3 separate regions of the Homo sapiens genome follow, and regions 1 and 2 are each linked to region 3. A link is a loop called in an ENCODE intact Hi-C map of the cell type or tissue named here. Cell type or tissue: IMR-90. All regions are shown on one strand. Region 1 has its middle 13 kb from the start of IATPR. Region 2 overlaps ITGB1 (integrin subunit beta 1). Region 3 overlaps CCDC7 (coiled-coil domain containing 7).

Evidence for each region. A loop is a pair of places that touch in the nucleus more often than their neighbours do. Peaks named below come from ENCODE experiments on the same cell type or tissue, not always from the same donor. Only the 100,000 strongest peaks of a DNase experiment are listed, where the experiment ranks them.
Region 1: a loop joins it to region 3, with 3 times the contacts of the local background. A loop is called at or near these places in 6 of 110 quality-filtered maps.
Region 2: it touches region 3 in a loop (5-fold over the local background); 6 of 110 quality-filtered maps call a loop at or near these places.

What each region holds. Positions count from the first base shown.
Region 1 is chr10:33,125,628-33,133,627 of GRCh38, forward strand. No RefSeq gene overlaps it. Among named protein-coding and RNA genes, the nearest start is that of IATPR, 13 kb to the left of the region's middle. In IMR-90, CTCF peaks have their summits at 3,198 (motif pointing left) and 3,861; DNase peaks (open chromatin) are centred at 744, 4,064 and 4,604; H3K27ac peaks cover 3,069 bases.
Region 2 is chr10:32,947,985-32,955,984 of GRCh38, forward strand. All of the region lies in intron 1 of ITGB1 (integrin subunit beta 1), which reads right to left. Among named protein-coding and RNA genes, the nearest start is that of ITGB1, 6.2 kb to the right of the region's middle. In IMR-90, no CTCF peak of the experiment used is centred here; no DNase peak of the experiment used is centred here; H3K4me3 peaks cover 2,999 bases; H3K27ac peaks cover 1,743 bases.
Region 3 is chr10:32,791,416-32,799,415 of GRCh38, forward strand. All of the region lies in intron 30 of CCDC7 (coiled-coil domain containing 7), which reads left to right. Among named protein-coding and RNA genes, the nearest start is that of SNORA86, 110 kb to the right of the region's middle. In IMR-90, a CTCF peak has its summit at 4,361 (motif pointing right); no DNase peak of the experiment used is centred here.

The DNA.
Region 1 (8,000 bases), 330 kb after region 3:
GCAGACATGTCTTCTTTTATACATTCCTAGAAAGTGTGTAAACTAGTGGGCATTGTTTTTAAAGCACCAGGAAGATTCAGGGAATGCCTACTAAGTTACTTGTATGATATGAATAATAATGCTCAAATAGAGTGTGTCACCTTGTGAGTGTGGATTTAACAATGAAATCAGACCTTAAGCCTGTAATGCTACGAACAGAGGAATTGTGAGGGGTGGTTTCTCTCTTCCCCTGCCCTTGGCCAGGGCCCATCACCCCTGGAATCACTACAGAGTGCTGAGTATCTAGGGTATTTGTTGAGATTGACAGGCGCGGATATCTCACTTCTTGCTTTGGGAATTTCCTTTCATGTTTAATAGCCTCTGAAGGCAAATGGAAGGTGATTTTCCAAGCCATTCCCTCTGCTTGACCTATTTCCAAAAGCTGTGTCCCTGCCTCCATTTCCTGCTCATTTCTATGAAAGGAGAATGTGGTCATGCTTCCGACTTCGCCCGTGCCCTACTTCTCTCTTGAGATCTGAGATATTCTTAGGAAGTCGGTTCAGAATTCATAGTCGGGGCAAGAGGTGGGTCAGCCAGTCCTTCTCAAGCCAGAGGAGAGTAGGGTGTAGCTGACCCTTCTGGAGTTTTCTCTGGGCTGAAAGCAGGCTTCCGGGAAACATGGCTCTTCTGCTCAGCCGTTCCCAAAAACGAGTGCATAGATCTGTGTTGGTCACATCCTGTGTGTGTGTCTGTTCTGCCCAGGCCGCATGAGGAATAGAAGATAAGCTCACATTTCCTGCCTGCCAGGGACTTAAAGACTTTCAAGTTGTCTCTTGTTCTCTGGGCTCTTAAGCTACACCCAGATCTCTGTAAACTTATGCTCACTCTGGGGGAAGATGGGCTGCCTGGGCCTGCCCTTTGCAGCTCCAGAAAAGAGGACTGTCAATCAGATGACTCTTTAAAATAATTTTTTAAAAAAATATTTACTTATTTATTAGAGATGAGGTCTCAGCTCTGTTATCCAGGCTGCAGTGTGGTGGTAGTGGTGCAATCATAGCTCACTGCAGCCTCAAACTCCTGGGCTCAAGCATCAGTCGGATGACTCTTGACCTCAGGGACAACATACTAGTTTGGGAGTCACAGAGGAGAAATAATTAGCAAGCAAAGCAAGACGGCATGTTTTATTTCAGGGTTCCTCTTAACCATGATGCCCATCTCCCACACCCTCACCCCTGGCAGCCACCCTCAGCTAGATGCTCAAGGACTTTCTCTTTGCTATTCATCCTCATTTCTAAACCATACATTTTACTCACCTACCCGCAGGAGAAATACCGTCTGTGGCCCCAGAGGAGGCGGGCAGCAGCAGGATATGGGAGGTTCTGCTGGGGACTGGTGCCACGTGCCCTCTGCCACCCCACCCCACTAGCTGATGCCACCCCATCACCCACAGCCTCTTTTAGTGCCTCTGAATCAGGCACAGGCTTTTAGACAGTGCTGCGCATTCCCTCAAGTTCAGTAAGTCCAGGAAATCTTTACCATCCACAGCTCAATTGAAAACAAAACAACGTGGCCAGGTGTGGTGGCTCATGCCTGTAATCCCAGCACTTTGGGAGGCTGGGGTGGGCAGATCACTTGAGGTAAGGAGTTCGAGACCAGCCTGACCAACATGGTGAAACCTCATCTCTGCTAAAAATACAAAAAATATTAGCAGGACATGGTGCCTGTAAATCCAGCTACTCAGGAGGCCGAGGTGGAAGGATCACTTGAACCTGGGAGGTGGAGCTGAGATCACGCCACTGCACCACTCCAGCCTGGATGAAAGAGTGAGACTCCGTCTGAAAAAAAAAAAAAGAGAGAGAGAGAGAAAGAAAACAAAACAACATTACCCCCATGTTTTCCCCTTCCCTGCTAAAAACAAATCCAAAAATCCACACTCTATTCCAGGGAAATAAATGGACATTTAGGGTTAAGATACTGAAAAAGATAATGTTACCTTCCTCTCAGCTGCCTTATTTGGTTGTTTTAAGCTAAATGGAAGATTCTTGTTTAGAATCACAAAAAGAAATAATAACACCACGTGGACCTGGACGCAGACATCCTCCGCTTTGCTCCACAACCCTTCCACTGTGCTCCCTGCACTGGCGGGCAGGAATCCTGGGCGCTTACAATGCAGGGGAGCATGAGCGTTGGGAGGGGAGGGGGTCTCTGCCTCAAAAACCCAGTACATGGCAGCAGCAGTTCAGTTGTTTACAAAATAGGGACTGATTCCCTTCCCTTCCCTTCCCTTCCCTTCCCTTCCCTTCCCTTCCCTTCCCTTCCCTTCCCTTGCGTTCTCTCCCCGCCCCTCCCCTCCCCCCCGCCCCCTCCCCTCCCTTCCCCCCTCCCCTCCCCTCCCCTTCCCCTTCTTTCCTTCCCCCTTCTTCCCTTCCCTCTCCTCACCCACCCACTTCCCTTCCCCCCTCCCTCTCCCCTCCCCTCCCCTCCCATCCTCCCCTCCCCTCCTTTCCCACTCCTCTCCCCTCCACCCTCTTCCCCTCCCTTTCCTCCCTTTCCCTTTCTTTCCTCTCCTTTCCCTTCCTTCCCCTTCCTTCTGACAGATTCTCGTGCTGTTGCCCAGGCTGGAGTGCAATCACATGATCTCCGTTCACTGCAGCTTCCGCCTCCCAGGTTCAAATGATTCTGGTGCCTCAGCCTCCCAAGTAGCTGGGATTCAGGCATGTACCACCAAGCCCAGCTAATTTTTGTATATATATATATATATATTTTTTTTTTTTTTGAGATGGAGTCTCTCTCTGTCGCCCAGGCTCGAGTGCAGTGGCGCGATCTGAGCTCACTGCAAGCTCCGCCTCCCAGGTTCACGCCATTCTCCTACCTCAGCCTCCCAGGTAGCTGCGACTACAGGTGCCCACCACCACGCCCGGCTAATTTTTTTGTATTTTTAGTAGACACAGGGTTTCACCATGTTAGCCAGGACGGTCTGGAACTCCTGACCTCAAGTGATCCACCTGCCTAGGCCTCCCAAAGTGCTGGGATTACAGGCGTGAGCCACCGCGTGGCCTGAGTTTCATTGAAAAAGACCACGTGTGCACAGTGCCTGGGGCACGTGTGGTCCTCAGTTCCCGAGATTTCCCTTTCTACAAGAGCAGTGACCAAATTTTAGGCCTCTCCTTAAGGCACCTTCCAAGATGCAAGTCCCCACCTGGTGGCCAGTCAGGCCACATGGAAGTGCATGAGGGTGGGGACACAAAAGTATCCTACACTTGCAACTCTTTATTTTCACTTTCTGCACTTTTTTCTTTCATCTTCTCTTTTTTCTCTGGTTCTCTCCTTTCTCCTGCTAGCTCAATTTTCCCTCCCCAGGTTTTTGGAACCCAGAGATCTGGCTTTCTACTGTTTCACTTTGTGCCCTTAGAAAGGTCCCTTCACCCCCTTGGGGCTCTCTCCTCTTGAGGAGAGGGAGGAAGTTGGATTACAGTTTAGGAAGATGTGATTGGGGCTGATCTAGTTGAAATGATGACCGAGGGCTTGGAATTCCCTCCAAATGCTCTAGCCAGCCCACCCAGGGTGCTTTCTTTTTGATGGGGTCCCAGGGACTTCTCAGCACTTCCACACCACCAAACTCTCTGATTGCTGAGTCGGCTCTAGTAAGTATTTTTCTTTTTCTCTTCTGCCCACACTTGGCAGTGTGGGGACAGAAGGAAAGAAGCTGGCGATCCCATGCCAAGCTGCTGAGGCAGTCTTTTCTCTAAAGTGGTCATGGAGTGTGTGTCATCCTCTGCAAGGCATGTATCTGCCAATGCAGGGGTGAGGCCTCGGCCACCTCCACCCTCTGCCGGAGCATTCAAACGTCTCCAACTACAGCCATTCCCCTGAATGGCTGCAGAGGTCAATGAAGTAACGTCTGAAAATGCTTGTGGGATCTTTGGGTTTCCAAAGCATTCTTCTTTCTAACTCTGGAATAAGGCTCTTCCTTAAAAATAGAAAGCCATCTGTGGGGTGAATTTTAATATACTGTGCACAATAATCCCATCCTCATGCTGTGGTTGTGTCCACAGTCCTGGGGCAGGGCCAACATGTGACCACTTAAATTATTTATCAACAAATTTTTCTCCTCACGTCCACATGGATGTTGAAATGGTTTTCTAATTCATTTTTAAAATATGCTCTGGGTTCATGACCCCAGCTTCGGGGAATCATGACATCCTCATCACTTGACAGTGCCAGCAATCAGTCAGCTCCAAAGAGCATGTGTACTTCAAAAAGACTGACTCAGCCCAGCCTTAGAGGATTCTCCTTTGGGGTGCAGGACTGGGTTCAAACTGAGTTTTCCAACACTGGGCGAGTTTCAGCAAAGTAGGGCTGGGATAATGGTGCGGCTCTTGTGATTAATCTACTCCAGGAAAGGTTGAATGAGAAGTTAATGTGGATCCCCCAGAAGCTGCAGAGGGTTAAGAGCTTTTATTTTAGCGAGAATTTAAGATGCGAGGCCTGTCAGGTGCACGTGCCATCAAAAACATGACCTAATCCTATTGATTTTCTTTTAATGTTCACAGACTGGGAGCCCCGGGAGGGAGGCAGACAGCACCAATGCATTGCGCAAAATGTCTAGTTTTCAAACCATGTAAACTTGGTCTGGGAAAAGAGTGGGCTCTGTGGAATGTTGCTCCTTCAGCAGCTGATGTGAAGATGCTTATGGTGACCACAAGCCAAGCCTCTGCAGGAGGTTATAGGAGCCCCAGCTCATATTAGGAATTCTAAATTCAGATAAAGCTGGATTATTAGATTGAACTCTATGAAATTGTTCAATATTCAACCATCTTTTACCTATAAAAATGGCTGTTTCATATGGTTTGACATGCTGTGTATGCTTGAGACTTGACTGTGACCTTCTTATCTCATGATGGCAAGAAAACCCCATGTGGAATTTAGGTGAAATCCTACTTGTCCTCCAAGGCCAGGTCTTGGGGGATTCATAGAGCATCCTAGGCTAACATGACTTTAGGCCCGTGAAGCCACTCATGGTTTCTCACAACCCAATCAAAACTAATCTCCCCAGGCCAGATGTGGCAGCTCACTCCTTTACTCTCAGCATTTTGGGAGGCCGAGGCAGGAGGATTGCTTGAGGCCAGGCTTTCAAGACCAGTCTGGGCAACATAGCGAGATCCTATCTTTCTATAAATAAATAAGAATTAGTCTTCCTCACCCTGGCGTATTGACGATAGTTAGCTAACACTATTTATGAAATAGATACCTTTAGTTATAGCTATTGCTGTTCCTGAATGCCCTTTAAAATGACAAATACTTTGAGGATGTGAGCCGTCATGGATATCTCTGTATCTCCCGGTGCCTTTTCACAGAGTAGGCATTCTTCATTGTTATTGCTTAACTACCTGAATCTTGATACTTTTACTCAGTAGCAAAACGGATCATGACCAGTTGGCTCTTTTCAGAATTTATAATGGGGCTATAGCTTTTCCTTCATAGACCTTTAAAAAATTGATTACAGTCCTTTAAATTGGAGTTAAAAGATTGTTATCTTTTTCTTCTCATGAACCATATAACATTTCTATGAGCACAAATGCGTTTTGTGAGTGTTGATGTGAATTCAGAGAATGCTTTAGATCAGCAGTCCCCAAACTTTTGGGCACCAGGGACCAGTTTTGTGGAAGACAATTTTTCCACAGAGAGGGACAGGAAATGGTATTGGGATGATTCAAGCACATTTCATTTATCATTATACTTTCTTTCTTTTTTTTTTTTTGAGACGGAGTCTCGCTTTGTCACCAGGCTGGAGTGCAGTAGCGTGATCTCGGCTCACTGCAACCTTCGTTTCCTGGGTTCAAGCGATTCTCCTGCCTCAGCCTCCCAAGTAGCTGGGACTACAGGCGCACGCCACCAAGCCCAGCTAATTTTTGTATTTTTAGTAGAGATGGGGTCTCACCATGTTGGCCAGGATGGTCTCGATCTCTTTACCTTGTGATCCACCTGCCTCGGCCTCCCAAAGTGCTGGGATTACAGGCATGAGCCACCGTGCCTGGTCTATCATTACATTTTCGTAAGGGGCCATGCAACCTAGATCCATCGTGTGCACGGTTCACAATAGGGTTCGCACTCCTGTGAGAATCTAATGCCATCACTGATCTGACAGGAGGCAGAGCTCAGCTTCCCTTGCTTGCCCACCCCTCATCTTCTTCTGTTTGGTCTAGTTCCTAACAGGCTACAGACTGGTACCTGTCATGGCCCGGGGGGTTGAGGATCCCTGCTTTAGATCACAGCTGATCAGTTTCCCCAGTCTCACACTGCACTTAACTACAGTTTCTCCTTCTGTGTCCCCAGTAGGGGTGGCAGAAAGGGTCACAATGGGGCACAGAGGATGTTACAGTTACCTGAACATGTGCGACTAGTCCACATGGGTGCACACTGTATATGACAGGAAGGCTTCAAGTTCAACCTGGGTTAAATGAAACATGCCATCATTCCATCTTTCTTTCCCGTGCCCTCTTCTGCCGACCTGCTCCCCTTCCTGGGTGTCTGGTTGCAGTGAGTGGCTCTGATGTTCTCCCAGATGACCAACCTCAAAGACCAGTACATCCCCTGCCCCACACTGTCCCCCACATCTGTCTGCTCTGTCTCTTTCCATTGTTACCACCACTGCCTAGGTTTCTAATTATCCACATTTCTTCTTTTTTTTTTTTTATTTAAGCAAGCATCTCACTCTGTTGCCTAGGATGAAGTGCAGTGGCACAATCACAGCTTACTGCAGCCTCAAAGCAATCCTCCCACCTCAGCCTCCCTAGTAGCTAGGACCACAGGCATGTGCCACCAGTTCAGCTATTTCTTTATTTTATTTTTTGTAGAGATGAGGTCTTGGTATGTTGCCCAGGATGGTCTCAAACTCCTGGGCTCAAGCAATCCTCCTGCCTCCACCTCCCAAAGCGCTGAGATTATAGGCATGAGACACAGAGCCCAGCCACTGTCCGCATTTCTTTCCTGGCTTCCTTACTGGGTTCTCTACTTTCACTCTTGCCTTCTTCCTCTCTTCCACCAGCATAAGTTTTAGAAACTGCACTTCTGATCATGCTGCTCTGCTGCTTAAAATCCTTCATGCAGATCATGTAAGACCTTCCTGATCCAGTGCTGCCTTGCCCTCTAGAACCCAGGGTGCCTTTCTCCCCTCTGCAGTTCTACTGCGCCACCTGCAGTTTCTCTCTCCTGTGTTCATGTGTCTACTCCCTCTGAATGGTAGGCTCACACCCTCCACCTGGCCAACTCTTACTAAATCTTGGGCTTCAACTCAAGGATCACCTTCATGGTTCACTCCACCAGGCTGGGCTGTGTGTCCTGCCCAGTTCCTATAGTGCCCTAACTCACTTTTTTAAAAAAATACTTTAAGTTCTGGGGTACATGTGCAGAACATGCAGGTTTGTTACATAGGTATACACTTGCCATGGTGGTTTGCTGAAGCCATCAATGTCATCTACATTAGGCATTTCTCCTAATGCTGTCCCTCCCCTAGCCTCCCACCCCCCAACAGGCCCCAGTGTGTGATGTTCCCCTTCCTGTGTCCATGTGTTCTCGTTGTTCAGCTTCCACTTATGAGTGAGAACATGCGGTGTTTGGTTTTCTGTTCCTGTGTTAGTTTGCTGAGAATGATGCTTTCCAGCTTCATCCATGTCCCTGCAAAGGACATGAACTCATTCTTTTTTATGGCTGTCCATTATTCCATGGTGTATGTGTGCCACATTTTATTTATCCAGTCTATGATTGATGGACATTTAGGTTGGTTCCAAGTCTTTGTTATTGTGAACAGTGCTGCAGTAAACATAAGTGTGCATGTATCTTTACAGTAGAATGATTTATAATCCTTTGGGTATATACCCAGTGATAGGATTTCTGGGTCAAATGGTATTTCTGGTTCTAGATCCTTAACTCACTTTTAACAGAGCTATGGGGGCTTTCAGCTCAGCAGTGGCTCTTCTTAGCAGGGGACTGAATGTGTTCCCTTTGCCAAAGCCTACTTT
Region 2 (8,000 bases), 160 kb after region 3:
TAAAGAAGTAACTATGGTTGAATTTTTTTTTTTTTTCAATTGTAATTATAACCAGAAAACTGACTGGATCCACTTTAGGGAAGACACAAGATATGAAAGAAAGGATAAAGTCTGAAAGTTAGAAGTAACACAACTACAGAAAATAGATTAATGTGGATTGTTATAGCTGTTCATACACTGACATCCTCAATATCAAAACCTTATTATACTCTTTATAGATTCCACATCCAAGTAGAATTCTATTTAATGTGCTTTCTAACAATCAGATTCCTGACAAATGTGTTCATAAAGTAATAAAAGCAGCAAAACCTTAAATATTTTATACTGACAAAATATTTAAGGTAGTAAATGTTAGACAAAATACAAATGCTCTGAACACTAATATCATAAAAACATAGTAGACAAAATACAAATGCTCTGAACACTGATATCACAGAAACCCTTAAAAAAAGATTGAGGGGAGGGAATAACATACCTAATACAAACAGAAATAAGGAGGAAGCTTTGAGGTTTGCTATGCTTTGAACGTGTCCCCAAGGTTCACGTGTTGGAAACTTAATCCCCAAAGCAACAGTGATGAGAGGTGGGACTTTTAAGAGGTGATAAGGTCATGAGGGCTCTGCCCACATGAATGGATTAATGCTATTACCACAGGAGTGGAGAATGGGTTCCAGATAAAAGACGGAGTTTGGCCTCCTTCTCTTCTCTCACTCTCTTGCCCTTCCACCTTCTACCATGGGATGATGCAACAGAAAGACATTAGATGCCAACCCCTTGATAATGGACTTCCCAGCCCCCAGAACCCTGACATAAATTACCCAGTCTGTGGCATTCTGTTATAGCAGCACAAAGACTAAGACAAGGTTCTTACATCACAAGGAAGCAAACCCCCCTGAAAGGACTAGAATACCAATTCTGTGTTTTATTAATCAAACCCAACTAGCAATATGATTTCGTTCAGGGACTGCTGCTCACTGTGGATTACTGAAAAAAAAAAAAAGACTGACTTCTCAATTGAGAGGGCCAGACTAGGCACAGGCAAGAAGAAGAGTATAATACACTAAGTTTTGATGATTTAAAGTAATTTGTAACAAAAAGTTATTTCATTTAGAACTTTAAAAAATTAGAATTTTATTTCAGCACCTTCAAATGGATATGATAATAATAATGATAAAATAATAGCATCTATCTCCTCCAGGTAACTCAATGAGGTGAAGAATAATAGTGTCTTTGTTTTACAGATGAGGAAACAAAACCAGAGAGACTAAACAACTTGCAATGGTGGAATCAAAAGTTGCACAGGTGGAATTGAAACCTGACCATCTGTATCCAGAAGCTATGACCTGACTTCATTAAACTGTAATTTTTTCAAAGCCTACTTAATCACTATTTTAAAACAAAGAACATCCTTCTAGTGTTAGAACTGACTCAGGGCACAGAAATGGAAAGGGCTTATAATGTTCTATGAGTTTATTTCTTGGGCATTTGAACTTAATAGAGGCCAAGAAAAGTTATTTTAATTGCCATATTTCATAAGTACAGACAAAGGTTTTGTGTCTTGTTCCTATAAAAGCATTTCACCTTAAGGTCATTTTTTACCATATGAAATTTTATCTAAGGGGTCATAATTCATTCCCTGAACAATAAACAATCTTAAACACCACCCACAAATAATCTCATTTTAGTGGTTAACCCAAATATGTGCAATTGTTTCCACTGTCAAAAATAGTGCATAATTGTTTTAATCTTCACTGTAAACTAATCTTTATCCATAAAAGTATGGTTTTATATCATGTTCAAACTTTTAAATACACACTCATTATTTATTAATTTTTTTAAACAATTTTACAAATAATTCATTTGGCATTTCCTTTTAAATTTACAATCTTTAGAAACTTTATATGGACTATCTTTGTAGAAATTAAACAACTACACTTTAGAAAAAAATTGTAACATATGTAACATATGTAACATGTTATGTTCATTTCAGAGTTGAAAAATAAGCCACCTAAAAGCCAACTCAAATAAAAAGAATACACAAAAGATTTCACAAAATCTCAAATCTTTTCACCTTAATAGTAGAAAAGATTCTGATACCTATAGAGGTATATCATAAATGTCTCCTAAAAATTATAATAAACTTGGATTCATCCCAAGTCTGTTCTACCATCATTATTTTCTGTATCTGCTTTTAAAAGGGGAAGAAATAGGCCAATAACAGATTTTAGTATTTAAAAATCAATATATTCCAGAAGAAGAACACAGAGCCAAATTGAAAGACATGAGGTTCCTCCCACTTATCCCACATAGAGAGTAATAAAAACGAGAAAAACATGAATGGAAGAAACTGAGAAATCTTTCTGAATTCTGTACCATCTGAGAGGGTGACATGTGGAGATGAGTTCCTCCCATGGAAAGGGAACCTTTCCCCTTACAGGAAGAACAATTAAAACTCAACACTTTTTTTCCTTCCATCTGGCAGGAAGAGGTGTGTTGGTCACTACAGAGGTGTTTATGGCCCAAATATTAATAAGCTAGCATTAATGATTAACAAAACTTCGCAGAAAGAATAGAGAAGAAAAAAAAGGAGACATGAAAGAGAAGAGGCTAAGGGATCCCAAAGATGTAACACCACATTTGAAGTCCTCTTCTCCTCTCCTTGACAAACAGAAAAGTAGTCTGAATTAGAAAACCATCTAAAATTCACCACTCCCACCCAGAAGAAAAATGGCTTTTTAAAGAGCACTAACCCCTTCTCACACAATGATAATGATAGCCTGGGCTAAGAAGCTCTAACAACAAAGGTTTGGCTGCTCCAAAGCTATAGGTTCACAAAACAATTTGAAATCTGAGAACAGCTCACAACACGGCGAGATACTTTAAGAAAATTATACAACAGATTGAAGATAAAATTCATCACTAGTGACTCTACCCGCCTTCTCCAGGAAAATGAAATATGGAAGATTTTTATCACCACCCAATCTACAAGTGCAAGGGAAAGATAAATAATGGATATAGTACGCATTGGCAAACAAAATGCCTAAAGATAATACGTTGGGGGTAGGGGGAGGTAAAGCCTGGAAACTTAACACCTAGGAAAGACTTCCACAGAACAAAAAGTGAAAGGAAGTCAGTGAAGAATCTTCTTTAAAAATAAGAGAAAATCTAGATCTCATTCTGCTCTTCAAGAAAGTCAGAAAATCTCAAATAGATCTTGACAGTGATCAAAGAGCAAAACCACAAAAGTCGAGGAAAAGTAAACAGAACTAAGGAAGAAAATTTAGGCTGGAATCCTCTACAGAACTCATAGACACCAAGAACAGAATCAACATAACAGGAAAATCACACAAAATTCAAATAATTCAAGCCAATGAGAAACGTTGTCTAATGGTGATCTCATAAACAGACAACTGGTACAGCACCACCACCACCACCAGCCCCTCCCTGTCCTGAAAAAAAAATAGCTTTATGTGAGAAACGGGAAAAAAATGAAGCATTTAATTCAAATGGGGGTAAAGGGGCACAAAATTAACTCAAGACTTCAGAGGATGAACGTAAAAGCAGAAAAATACACTATAAACAAAGCTATTAAGCCATAATATGAAGGGCTGATCCAAAATGAGCAAAAAACCTGCCCGAACTTAATTCTTCCCAGCTCCTCCTTCCACTCAAAAGGTAAGACATTATTACCTAGCAATTGATTGTTTTTCAAACCAGCCTAGTATGCTGTTCCTTCTTTCCACTCTCTATGCCTGCGGACTTTTTTGCCTTTCCCTGTGAGGAGGAAAGAAGTTGGGAACGGTTTTGGTTGAGAAAGTTTACTTTGGGGCAAGTTGTCAAAGATAATTGTGAGTGGAGCCAGCAAAAGAACCAGCATGATCAACGGTATCAATAAGCACCTGAGAGCAAGACTTATTCCCCGTAATTTCAATTAAGGAGAATTATCTTCTCAAACTGCGTAATTATATCCACTTTTTAAGCAGATCATTCCAAAATGCTTCCTTGATTAAAACTAATTTTGACCACATCTTTTGTCACATCTTCCTCTCCATCCTGTCTGTGGTGGAGTGCATACAGTATTTTAAATACATGATAAATGTTTTAAAACCATGATAAACATAGGAAAAAAAGTTTCTCATTTTACACATCAGTAAGCTGTAAACAGTATCTAATTGTTGGAAAGATAAAATATGATCATTATATGAAAGCTCTTATCAGCAAATATATTTCTAGGTGGTCAGCAGCTCATAATTTACATGATTACCAAATTTGCTTCTTGTTCTCCAACTCATTAATCATGGCCTTCTAAAACAAGAACCTCAGTGACTCTTTAATAAATGTTTCTCAATCTTTTTAATCCATGCTTCTTTAATAAGCATAAATCTTACTCCCTATTGTACTTTTTTGTAACATTTTTCTAACATAACATTATACTACCAAATGTGCTTTTTCAAACTCCAATTTCCTCCTCCAATAAACATGACCCTGTACCACCCCTTTAAAAGAAGCACTGAAATCATAATATGAAGAAAATCATACATAAACCATAAAATATTGTACATGGAGAAGAATAATCTATTGCTAATTTCATAGATTACGAAAGCTTAAGTTATTTACATATTCATTCAATAAACATTTATACAGAAAAATGTGACTTCCATACTCCAAATGGTACATACCTAATTTCGTATGTAAATATTTTCCTCATCACTCCACTGAAACTATACTCCCTACACAAAATAGAATGCTGATTTTTCTTCTTCCTTTCTGTCTTTATTGCCTCTTCATCTCCTCACCAACCACAATCAACTTAATTAACTACTCCTTCTCTGTGGTTCCAAAACAGCTTTGATAGTGCCCAGCAGAGTGAATGACAAATCTTCAGTGATGCTTAATAATATAGTGTTATTTCTATTCAAACTTCTATTGTAACTAATTGTATTCATGTCTGTGTCTCTCATCAGGCTAGTATTGGAGGGCAAGAACCCAGGCCTTCATTTTATATAGCCTTCACATATCCTTCTGATATATATGATATTATACATAACTCCTAATAGGTAACAAAGTGGCCAGGTACTATCTGTGAAATTAGATTGGATTCTTCCCATGCTGTCCTTGAATGTGACAACCATCTGTCATCCAACCTTCGCTCATACCATTCCAAGCTCAGGCCTCATCTCCTACACAACGTGTTCCAAAACCACACAAGCCAATGCTGAGATTTTTCTAACATTGTTAGGGAATATTACATGGTACAGTATTTTATGGTACAGTACATTGTATAAAACACTCTTTGGTATTTATGTTTTCCTGAACTGAACACAACTTGTTCCAATTAGACAACAGACTCAACATCAAAGAGCATGCCAACTTCTTGATTCATGTCCACTGAGTAAAGCATTTTTCAGGTAACTGGTACTCAATGTACTGATAGAATAAAATGTAATGTACAGCCAAGCTACATCCTGATGCAGAGCTGACAGGGACAGATGTTGCTGGTCAGCGCTGGCAGGTATCCTTAACAGAGTAAGTGGCACAGTGCCTACACTCTCTGGTGATACAAAAAAAAAAAAAGTTGCTCATGGAGAGAGAACTGCACTCTACTTACATCAGGCAGCAGCTATCCTCCAACTCCTCGAACGAGAGAATGAGAGAAACATGCAGGCTGCTTTATAGGGTAGATGTGGAAACCAACGCTCTGGAAGTACAGTACTCTGACAAAGGTCACACAGAAATTCAGTGGCAGACCCGGCACTGACACCCAGGTTTCCTGTCTCCCAATCGAGAAGCCTTTAGTACATCAAACTGCTTCTCTGATCAGGTATCTGAAAATAAATTACCACAAAGAAATGTGACCAATGAAGTCTTTCTGTCTTTAACTCAAACATGCCAATCACTGGAAAAACCCAGAAATACCTATGTCACTCACAAAAATGCCACTCAAAGGAATTAGAAGTTCAGAGAAGAAACTGGGGAAGGTAAATGCTTTTCTAGATTCCTCTTCCTCCACCCCCCCTTGACTATTAAAAGTGTTCCCAGGTCCTCCTTCAGCCCGTTTTTCACTCCACACCCTCCTTTGGTGTTTGCATGCACAGCCTATAGCTTCAACCAGCAATAGACTAAGAATTGTCAAATTGAAATCTCTCAGAGTTTTTTCTTTTTTTAAGCTCTCAATCTGTGTATTCAACTGCAATTTAGACATCTCCACCTATGTCCCATGGTCACCTTAAAAAAAAAAACTTGGCCTCATAAGGTCATCATTTCCCCTCTGCTCCAGCCAACCAGCACCCCCAGCTTGTGGTCACCCTCTCACCTCAGTGAACAGCACCTCCTAGCCAGAAACCAGTGTCACACTGGGTTTCTTTTATTTCTCTTATCAAGTCTTATCAGTTCTCCCTCCCAAATACAGTAGTTCTTGAACCCCACTCAAATCATCCTCCATATAGGGATCTGCAAAGCTTTCTGACCACTCACCTTTATCAGCAAAAAAATTCTAGGCATACCTGTACCCAAAATAAATGCAATTTATAAATTCAGATACATGTACTTCTACAGCAATATAGTAAGATTATCAATCATAATCAAAATTTTAAATTTTAAAGTGATGAGATCAACAAACATAATAGTAGACCTAAAATTTTCTCCCTATACTTCAGTGAGTCTTTTTATGCATCCCTGGAGATAGGAACCTGTGCTTTGAAATTATGTACAATGAGATTGGTCCTATAAGAAATACATACATATATGTGCTTGTGTGTATGTGTGTATATACATATGTATGTGTACTGGAGGCAGCTTTTCTCATGCACACACACGTTTCATGAGGTGATATGCACACGCTTAAGCATATTGCTAAATATAGTTAACTCTACCTTCTAAAGTCACAAACCAAACGGCAAGTTTAAAGTTAGCTGACCTCTAAAAACTCACAGCCACTTTTAAAACAATAACAAATGTACAAAGTATAGTTTGGATCCTTTTGTACACAGCTCCTGAAAGAGAGAAACTTTTTTTTTCACCTACCGACAGACATATTGGAAGGCTGCTAATATTCTGACTTTTACGGACTGTACCCCCTTTAAGCTGGGTACATACCATAATATCTTTTCAGTTTTCCACAGCTATAGATACCTCTAGCATAACACTTCAGGATTCAGAAGACGAATGTACCTTTCTGTATCTTAACGTCTCTACTCCATACCTCCCACCTCTGAAAAAATAACCAGCCAAACTCTCAGAACCTAAAACCAAGTCAGAGTAAACACTGCTAATACAATACAGGTACTTACATATTTACCCGGCATAATCTCCAGGATTCCACCCACAACCTAACAGATCCTAACTCTCTGGCAGAGTGAGAAAATCTGCTAATATCTAACAGAAGTCTAAATGAACCCTTTCAGATACATGCAGCTTGTTACATATTCAGAAAGTTAAGTTCTCTGAAACTTTTACCAGTTACAAGATGTTTCAGCTTATCACACTAGCAGCATAGTTAAGGGCAAACCAGAGCAGCTACAGAATATTAATGAATATGTTTTCAGACAGAACACTATACTACTCACCGCTGTAAGCCATAACTTACTTATCAAGAAGCCAAACAATAAAAGCATTACAATCAGTGGCAAGCACGCTTAGGAAAACTGGCACCATGTTAAGTTGTTTGACCACTTTTCATTATTATAATATGACCAGATGTCCCCAGTGTCACTCCCAGAGTTAGGAAGAACACCAATGTAGAGCTACATTTTCATTCGTGATGGTAATTCGGGGCTGATTTAAATTAAATTATACTGACCAGAAAGCTGCCTAATTGTTAAAATTACTAAATCCAGTGACTTTCAGAATTGCTGATTCCATGCTTCTCATGTGCAGAATGTTGAGGGTATTAAAAAATAACTTTAATATAGAACTTTACATTAAGAAAATCACAAACACTTAAAATTGTAGGTTTAGGTCTGAAGTCAACACAGACGAGTTAAACAATCTATTTGCTTCCT
Region 3 (8,000 bases):
TAATGATTTTAAGGTAACTCACTAAGATATAAGAAAATACAAATAGACAGTTCACTGAGATCAAGAAAATAATTCATCATCTGAATGATAAAGTCAATAAAGCCAAAGATATTATTTTAAAAAGGAGATAAACAGAAATCTTGGAGTTGAACTCAGTGAATGAAATAAAAACTGCAATTGAGAGCTTTGACAGCAGACTAGATCAAGCAGAAGAAAAAAAATCTGTGACCTTTCAGATAGGTCTTTTGAAATGACTCTATCAGAGAAGAAAAAAAGAATGAAAAAGAATGAAGAACACTAAAGGACTTATGAGACATCATTAGGTTAGCAAACATTGACATTACAGGTATTAAAGAAGGAAACAGTGGAGAAAGGGATGGAAAGCTTATTCAGTGAATTAAATGATGAAAATTATTTCAAGTCTGAAGGGAGACATGGATGTCTAGATCCATGAAGCTCAAAGTTCTCAAACAGATTCAGTCCAAAAAAGTCATTTTCAAGGCACATTATAATCAAACTGTCAAAGTCAAAAGAATTTTTAAAACAGCAGGAGAAAAGCATCAAGTGACATCGAGGACATTTCCATCAGATTTCTTTGTAGAAATCTTGCGGGCCAGCAGAGAATTGAATGATATGTTCAAAGTGCTAAAAGAAAAAAAAAATTAGTCAAGAATACTATACCCATCAAAGATGTTCTGAGAAATAAAGGAAAAATAATCTTTTTACAAACAAAACGTGAGGGAATTTATTACCACTATATTTGTCTTACAAGAAATGCTCAAGGGATTTCTTCAAGTGGAAATAAAAGGACAATAAATACTATCATGAATACATATGGAAGTATAAACTCATCATGGGTAGAGATAAACAAAAAAATCCAGAATACTGTAATGGTGGTATGTAGATCATATATATCTCTAGAATAAAGGTTAAAAGTCAAAATTGTCAGAAATAACTAAAGCTACAATAAGTTACATAATTCAAAAAGATGTAAATTGTGACATCAAAATCATAAATGGGGGAAGATACAAATCTACAGTTTAGATATGCGACAAAAATAAAGTTGTTATCAGCTTAAATTACTTGCTTAAAACCTAGATGTTGGCTGGGCATGGTGGCTCATGCCTGTAATCCTAGCACTTTGGGAGGCTGAGGTGGGCAGATCACCTGAGGTCAGGAGTTCAAGACCACCCTGGCCAACATGGTGAAACCCCATCTCTACTAAAAATACAAAAATTCGCTGTGTGTGGTGGCATACGCTTGTAACTCAGCTGCTCGGGAGGCTGAGGCAGGAGAATCACTTGAACCCAGGAGGCAGAGGTGGCAGTGAGCCGAGATCACGCCATTGCACTCCAGCCTGGGTGATGGAGCAAGACTCTGTCTCACCTAGATGTTTTATGTAAGCCACAGGGTAATTATAGCAGATTTACAAACAATAAAGAGAAAAGAATCAAAGCTTAGAACTACAAAAAATATTAAATCACAAAGGTAGGCAGCAAAAGAGAAGGAAAAGGGCAAAAGATCTACAAAATAACCAGGAAACAAATAACAAAATGATAATAGTAAGTTCTTACCTATAAATAACCTTGAATGTAAATGGAATAAATTCTTCAATCCAGGACATAGATTGGCTGAGTAGATTTTTAAAAATACACCTTCTTCTTATTAGGGTGTATTAATCTTGAATACTTTCACTTAGGTGAAATTTGGTGTTAGTCATGCAATTCAGGGAAGACTTTAGAATACAAAGGATTTACTGACATGATTCTTTACTACTTTTATGTCTGGTAGTAGATTACATATGTCCATTGGAAGATTACATAATCAAGGCTGAACAACTAAAAGGTTATTCCCTTCAAGAATAAAATTTTGAGCCATCTTAACTAGGGAAGACCCTTAGGTAGCCAAGCAGTTGGCTGTGGGAAAGGGAGGACATGGAATTATTGGTGGAAAGAAGTGAAAAATATAAATTGAAGCCTTGTAATGGATTATAAATCCATTACTGTAGTACCTGTACATATTTTAATGTATATATTAGTCATGTTTTTTTCTCCCTTTCTGTCTCTTAGTCTTATGTGTTTTGATATTAGCTTTACAATTTACTTATAAATCAAAAAACATCTGAATGAGATCAGAAAGACAGAATAACCTTTATTAGTACCACTTTTGCTGTATCCCATACATTTGGTATGTTGCATTCCCATTTTCATTTGTTTCAAGAAATTTTACATTTCCTTAATTTCTTTATTCATACATTTGTTATTCAAGAAAATGTTGTTTAATTTCCATGTGTTAATACAATTTCCAAGGTTTGTCATATTATTGATTGTAGTGCATTTATTACATTGTGCTTCAAAAAATGCTTGGTAGAATTTCTTTATTTTTGAATTTATCGAGACTGTTTTGTGGTATAACTATGATCTATTCTGGAGAATATTCCATGTGCTGACAAAAACTGAGTATTCTACAGCAGTTGTGTGAAATAGTTTCTAAATGTCAGTTAGGCCTGTTTGGTCTAGTATGTAGTTTAACTTCAAAGTTTCCTGTTTTTCTACTTTTATATTAGGTTCAGGGTATATGTGGAGGTTTGTTACATGGGTAAATTGCATATTGCTAAGGCTTGGTGTATGAAAGATCTCATCACCAAGGTGGTGAGCATAGTACTCCATAGGTAGCCTTCCCACCCATGTCCCTCTCCCACTCTCCTCCACATCAGGCAGTCCCCAGTATCTATTGTTCCCATCCTTGTGTCCACATTGCAGTATTTGGTTTTCTGTCCCTGCATTGTCTTAGGATAGTGGCCTCTAGTTGCATCTATGTTGCTGCAAAGGACATGATTTTATTCTTTTTTATAGTTGCATCATTTCCGTGGTGTATTGTACCATATTTTCTTTATCCAGTCCACAGTTGATGACAATCATGGTTGATTCCATGTCTTTGCTATTGTGAATAGTGCAGTAATGAACTTTTGAGTGCATGTGTCTTTTTGGTAGAATGATTTATTTTCCTTTGTGTATATAACCAACAGTGGCATTGTTAGGACAAATGGTAGTTCTATTTTGAGTTCTCTGGGAAATTTCCACACTGCTTTCCACAGTGGCTGAACTAAGTTACATTCCCACCAGCATTATTATAGAAGTGTTTCCTTTTATTTTTCAACATTGCCAGCATCTGTTGTTTTTTTGACTTCTTAAAAGTAGCTGTTCTGACTAGTGTGATATGTTATCTCATGGCTTTGATTTGTATCTCTCTAATATTAGTGATAATGAGCAATTTTTCATATATATTTTCATATATTTGTTGGTGCATGTATGTCTTCTTTTGATACATGTCCTTTGCCCATATTTTAATGGGGTTATTTGCTTTTGCTTGCTGATTTATGTTCCTTATAGATTATGGATATTAGACTTTTGTCAAATGCATAGTGAGGGTGAACAGATCAGACTTTCCCCAGTTCCATAGGAAAGTCAGCCCTGTTCTCTCTAGGTATGGCAGCCTACTCAGGCTAGAGACGTCCCTTCCTTAGGAGCTGTTCAGGGTCTGGAAAGCATCCTAGTGCTTGGCAACCCCATGTAGGGTTCCCAGATTTCTCCCCATTTAGTCTTGGCATCTGGATCAATCAATATTGAATAGATTCAATATTTCAGTTGAATCTATTTGGTTTTCTCTGACTTTCCTATACCTGAATATTTATATCTTTCTCAGGGTTTGGAAAGTTTTCTGTTATTCTTAAAAATAAACTTTGCATTCCTTTTTCTTGCTCAGTTTCCTCTTGAACAGTAATAATTCTTAGATTTGGTCTTTTGAGGTTTTTAAATATTTTGTAGGCAATCTTCGTTCCATGTCATTCTTTGTTCTTCCCCCCTTCACTCTGTATTTTCAATTAGGTTTTCTTCAGGCTCACTGGTTTTTCCTCTGCTTGATCTATTCTGCTGTTGAGAGCCTCTAAAAATTTTTCAGTTAAGCAAATGTATTTCTCAGCGCCAAGATTTGTTTGATTTTTAAAATTATTTCAATCTCTGTTAAATTTCTGTGATAGATTTCTGAATTGCTTTTATTTGTAATCTTGTAGACTACTGAGTTTCCTTAAAACTTCTATTTTGAATTTTTGGTCGGAAAACTCTCATCATCTCATTAGCATCAGTCATTGTTTTTTTGCTTTTCCAATTGAAGAAGTCATGGTTCCTTGTTTGCTGTTATTTATTGGGGATGTATTCCTGTATCTTTGCATTTAAGGATTAATTATTTATTTGTCTTCTTTGTCTGGCTTGTTTTGGGTTTTATTAGATACATTTGCTTAGAGATTCTTTGCAATTTCCATATTAAATTTTTTTCACTGCCTTATTTTTGGCACTAGGTGGAGCCTTAAACCCAGGTTTCCCTTGGCCTTAGTAAACAAAGCAATGCCCTTCTCAAAGTGGGGGTTCCCAAAGGTGTGGGAAGGGTAGCTGGAAGTTTGTGCCCAGAGGACCTGTGGAATATACCTCCTACACAATAGTGCTTCTTATATGTTATTAAATTTTCTCTTGCTGCGTTTGGATCCTATATTTGTTTTGGGCCTTTGAGAGCCACTCTTAGTAGCCACTGATTTGACATCCCCTTTGGCCAAGTTACAGAGCAGTTTTGAGGGCTAAGGATGATAGGCTTACTTCTCCCTCTGTCTCCTCTGTCCTCAGGGATATTTCTCACTTCAGGCTCTCTTATTCTTCCCAGGGATTGAGGCAGGGACAAGTCGCTGTCTGCTTTGAGTTTTTGTTGCTTCTCTGTGGTCCTAAAAATTGTCTCATTCTCATAATGGGTTCTTGGATATTGCTGGTCATAATATTGATGCTGTATATTTCTTTATGGCTTTCTGTGGGGGAAAGGGAGTAAAGCCAGATTGCTTCTATGCCAACATTTTAAAATCAGAAGCTTTCAATACTCAATTATTGTTTAGTAATCTCCCACCAACTGTCTTAAGTCTGTGGGTTCTCATTTGCTCACAGATAATTCTGCTACAAACCTCACATCTGCCTGCATTTCTGGCTGCAACTATGTGCAAAGGATAATGGCATATCTTCTATCTCCCAAATATAGTATGGATATCTTTTTTTGGTAAATTCTATCTTAGAAAAATACAGAGAAATGGATTTAGCAATGTAGTTTCCTAAACTTTCTGTGCAGAGAATAGATCTTAGAAACATGGAGCAATGATACTTATTTGCCATGCCCAAAATGCTTCTTTCAGTTTCTCAAATGTTTTATATTTCACTCCATCAGAGGACCTTTGCACTTGCTTTTCACACTTTATGAGATATCTATTTCCCAGAATTCAGTATTTGGAATTCCTGAAGAAGAATAAATAAAATGTACAATATATTATAAGGCATAATTGAAGAATTAATTTTACAATAATGGATGACCCAAATTTATAAGTCGAAAAGACATCCCAGGACAAATTGGGAATTAATAACATATAAAAATAACCTGGTGAAATTTACTGGCCTTTTAAAATTATTTTAAATATACAGAATTCTAGGGGCATCAGACTTTACCCTCTCCTCCAAAAATTCCACACAAAATTTAAAAGACAATCTACTTAAGACGGGGGAAGAAACAAGGTGACCTCAGAATTGTTCTAAGAAGTCATTATATGAAAAGATACTTGCACACGCATGTTTATAAGCAGCATAATTCACAATTGCAAAAATGTGGAACCAACCTAAATGCCCATCAATCAACGAGTGGATAAACTGTGGTATGTGTATGTATATATGTGTGTGTGTGTATATATATACGTATATATATACACACATATACACACACACATATATATGTGTATATATATGCGTATATATATGTGTGTATATATATGCGTATATATATACATATGTGTATATATACATATATAATATATATCATGGAATACTACTCAGCCACAAAAAGGAATGAATTGATGGCATTATCAGTGACATGGGTGACATTGGAGTCTATTATTCTAAGTGAAGTAACTCAGGAATGGAAAACCAAGCATTGTATGTTCTCACTCATAAGTGGGAGCTAAGCTACGAGGATGCAAAGGCATAAGAATGACACAATGGACTTTGGGGACTCAAAAGCAAAGGGTAGGGAGGGAGTAAGGGATAAAAGGCTACAAATTGGGTGCAGTGTATACTGCTCGTCTGATGGGCGCACCAAAATCTCACAAATCACCACTAAAGAACTTATATAACCAACACCACCTGTTCCCCAATGATTATGGAAATAAAAACATAGTTTAAAAAATAAATAAAAAATAAAACAAAAGGGAAAAAATTTGCTAGTGGGTCATTAGGGGTGATGGTGAGTGGTGCCACTTCCACCCCTTGATTACTGGACCCATGAATCCTGGCTATGGGGGAACGAGTACCACAAACTGGGTGTTGATTCAGAGCATATACAGCCTTCTGGAGAACTTTGCCCCAGCCCTGTAAAGTATTGCCACCTAATTGGCATTGTAATTGTGACTTCAAAAGGCCATTCCACCTTTCTATCAATCCAGCTGCTTCAGGATGATAGGGAACATGGTAAGACCAGTGAATTCCATGAGCATGAGTCTACTGCTGCACTTCTTTATCTATAAAGTGAATACCTTGGTCAGAGGCAATACTACGTGGAATACCATGATGGTGGATAAAGCATTCCATGAGTCCATGGATAGTAGTTTTGGCAGAATCATTGTATGCATCATAGGCAAACGCATAACTGGAGTACGTGTCTATTCTGGTGAGGACAAACCTCTGCCCTTTCCATGATAACAGAGGTCCAATATAATCAACCTGCCACCAAGTAGCTGGCTGATCACCCCGAGGAATGGTGCCATATAGAGGGCTCAGTGTTGGTCTTTGCTGCTGGCAAATTGGACACACAGCAGTGGCCGTAGCCAGATCAGCCTTGGTGAGTGGAAGTCCACATTGCTGAGCCCATGCGTAACCTCCATCCCTGCCACCATGGCCACTTTGTTCATGGGCCCATTGGGCAATGACAGGCGTGGCTGAGGAAAGAGGCTGAGTGGTGTCCACAGAACGGGTCATCCTCTCCACTTGATTATTAAAGTCCTCCTCTGCTGAGGTCACCCGTTGGTGAGCACTCACTTGGGATACAAATATCTTCACAGTTTTTGACCATTCAGAGAGGTCCATCCACATACCTCTTCCCCAAATGTCTTTGTCACCAATTTTTCACTCATGCTTCTTCCAAGACCCTGACCATCCAGGCAAACTATTGGCTACAGCCCATGAATCAGCATATAATTGCACATCTGGCCATTTCTCCTTCCATGCAGAGTGCACAACCAGGTGCACTGCTCAAAGTTCTGCCCACTGGGAAAATTTCTCTTCACTGCTGTCCTTCAGGGATGTCCTAGAAAGGGGCTGTAGTGCTGTAGCTGTCCACTGTTGGGTGGTGCCTGTGTATCATGCAGAATCATCTGTGAACCAGACCCTACTATTCTCTTCCTCTGTCCACTGATCATAGGGAACTCCCCATGGGGCCACTGGTGCAGGCTAGGGGAGAGAAGGCAGGGTGGCAGGAGTGGGGACCATGGGCATTTGAGCCACTTCCTCATGTAACTTACTTGTGCCTTTAGGAGCTGCTCGAGCCCGATCATGTATATACCACTTCCATTTGATGATGGAATGCTGCTGCGTATCACCTACTTTATGGCTAGATGGGTCAGAAAGCACCCAGTTCATGATAAGCAGTTCAGGTTGCATTGTGACTTGATGACCCATAGTCAAATGTTTAGTTTCTACCAAAGCCCAGTAACAGGCCAAGAGCTGACTCTCAAAAGGAGAATGATTATCTGCAGAAGACGGCAGGGCCTTGCTCCAAAATCCGAGAGGGCTCCACTGTGATTCACCTATGGGGGCCTGCCAATGTCTCCAAACAGCATCCCTATCTGCCACTGACACTTCACGCACCATTGGGTATGCTGGGTCATATGACCCAAATGGCAGAGCAGCTTGCATAGCACCCTGGAC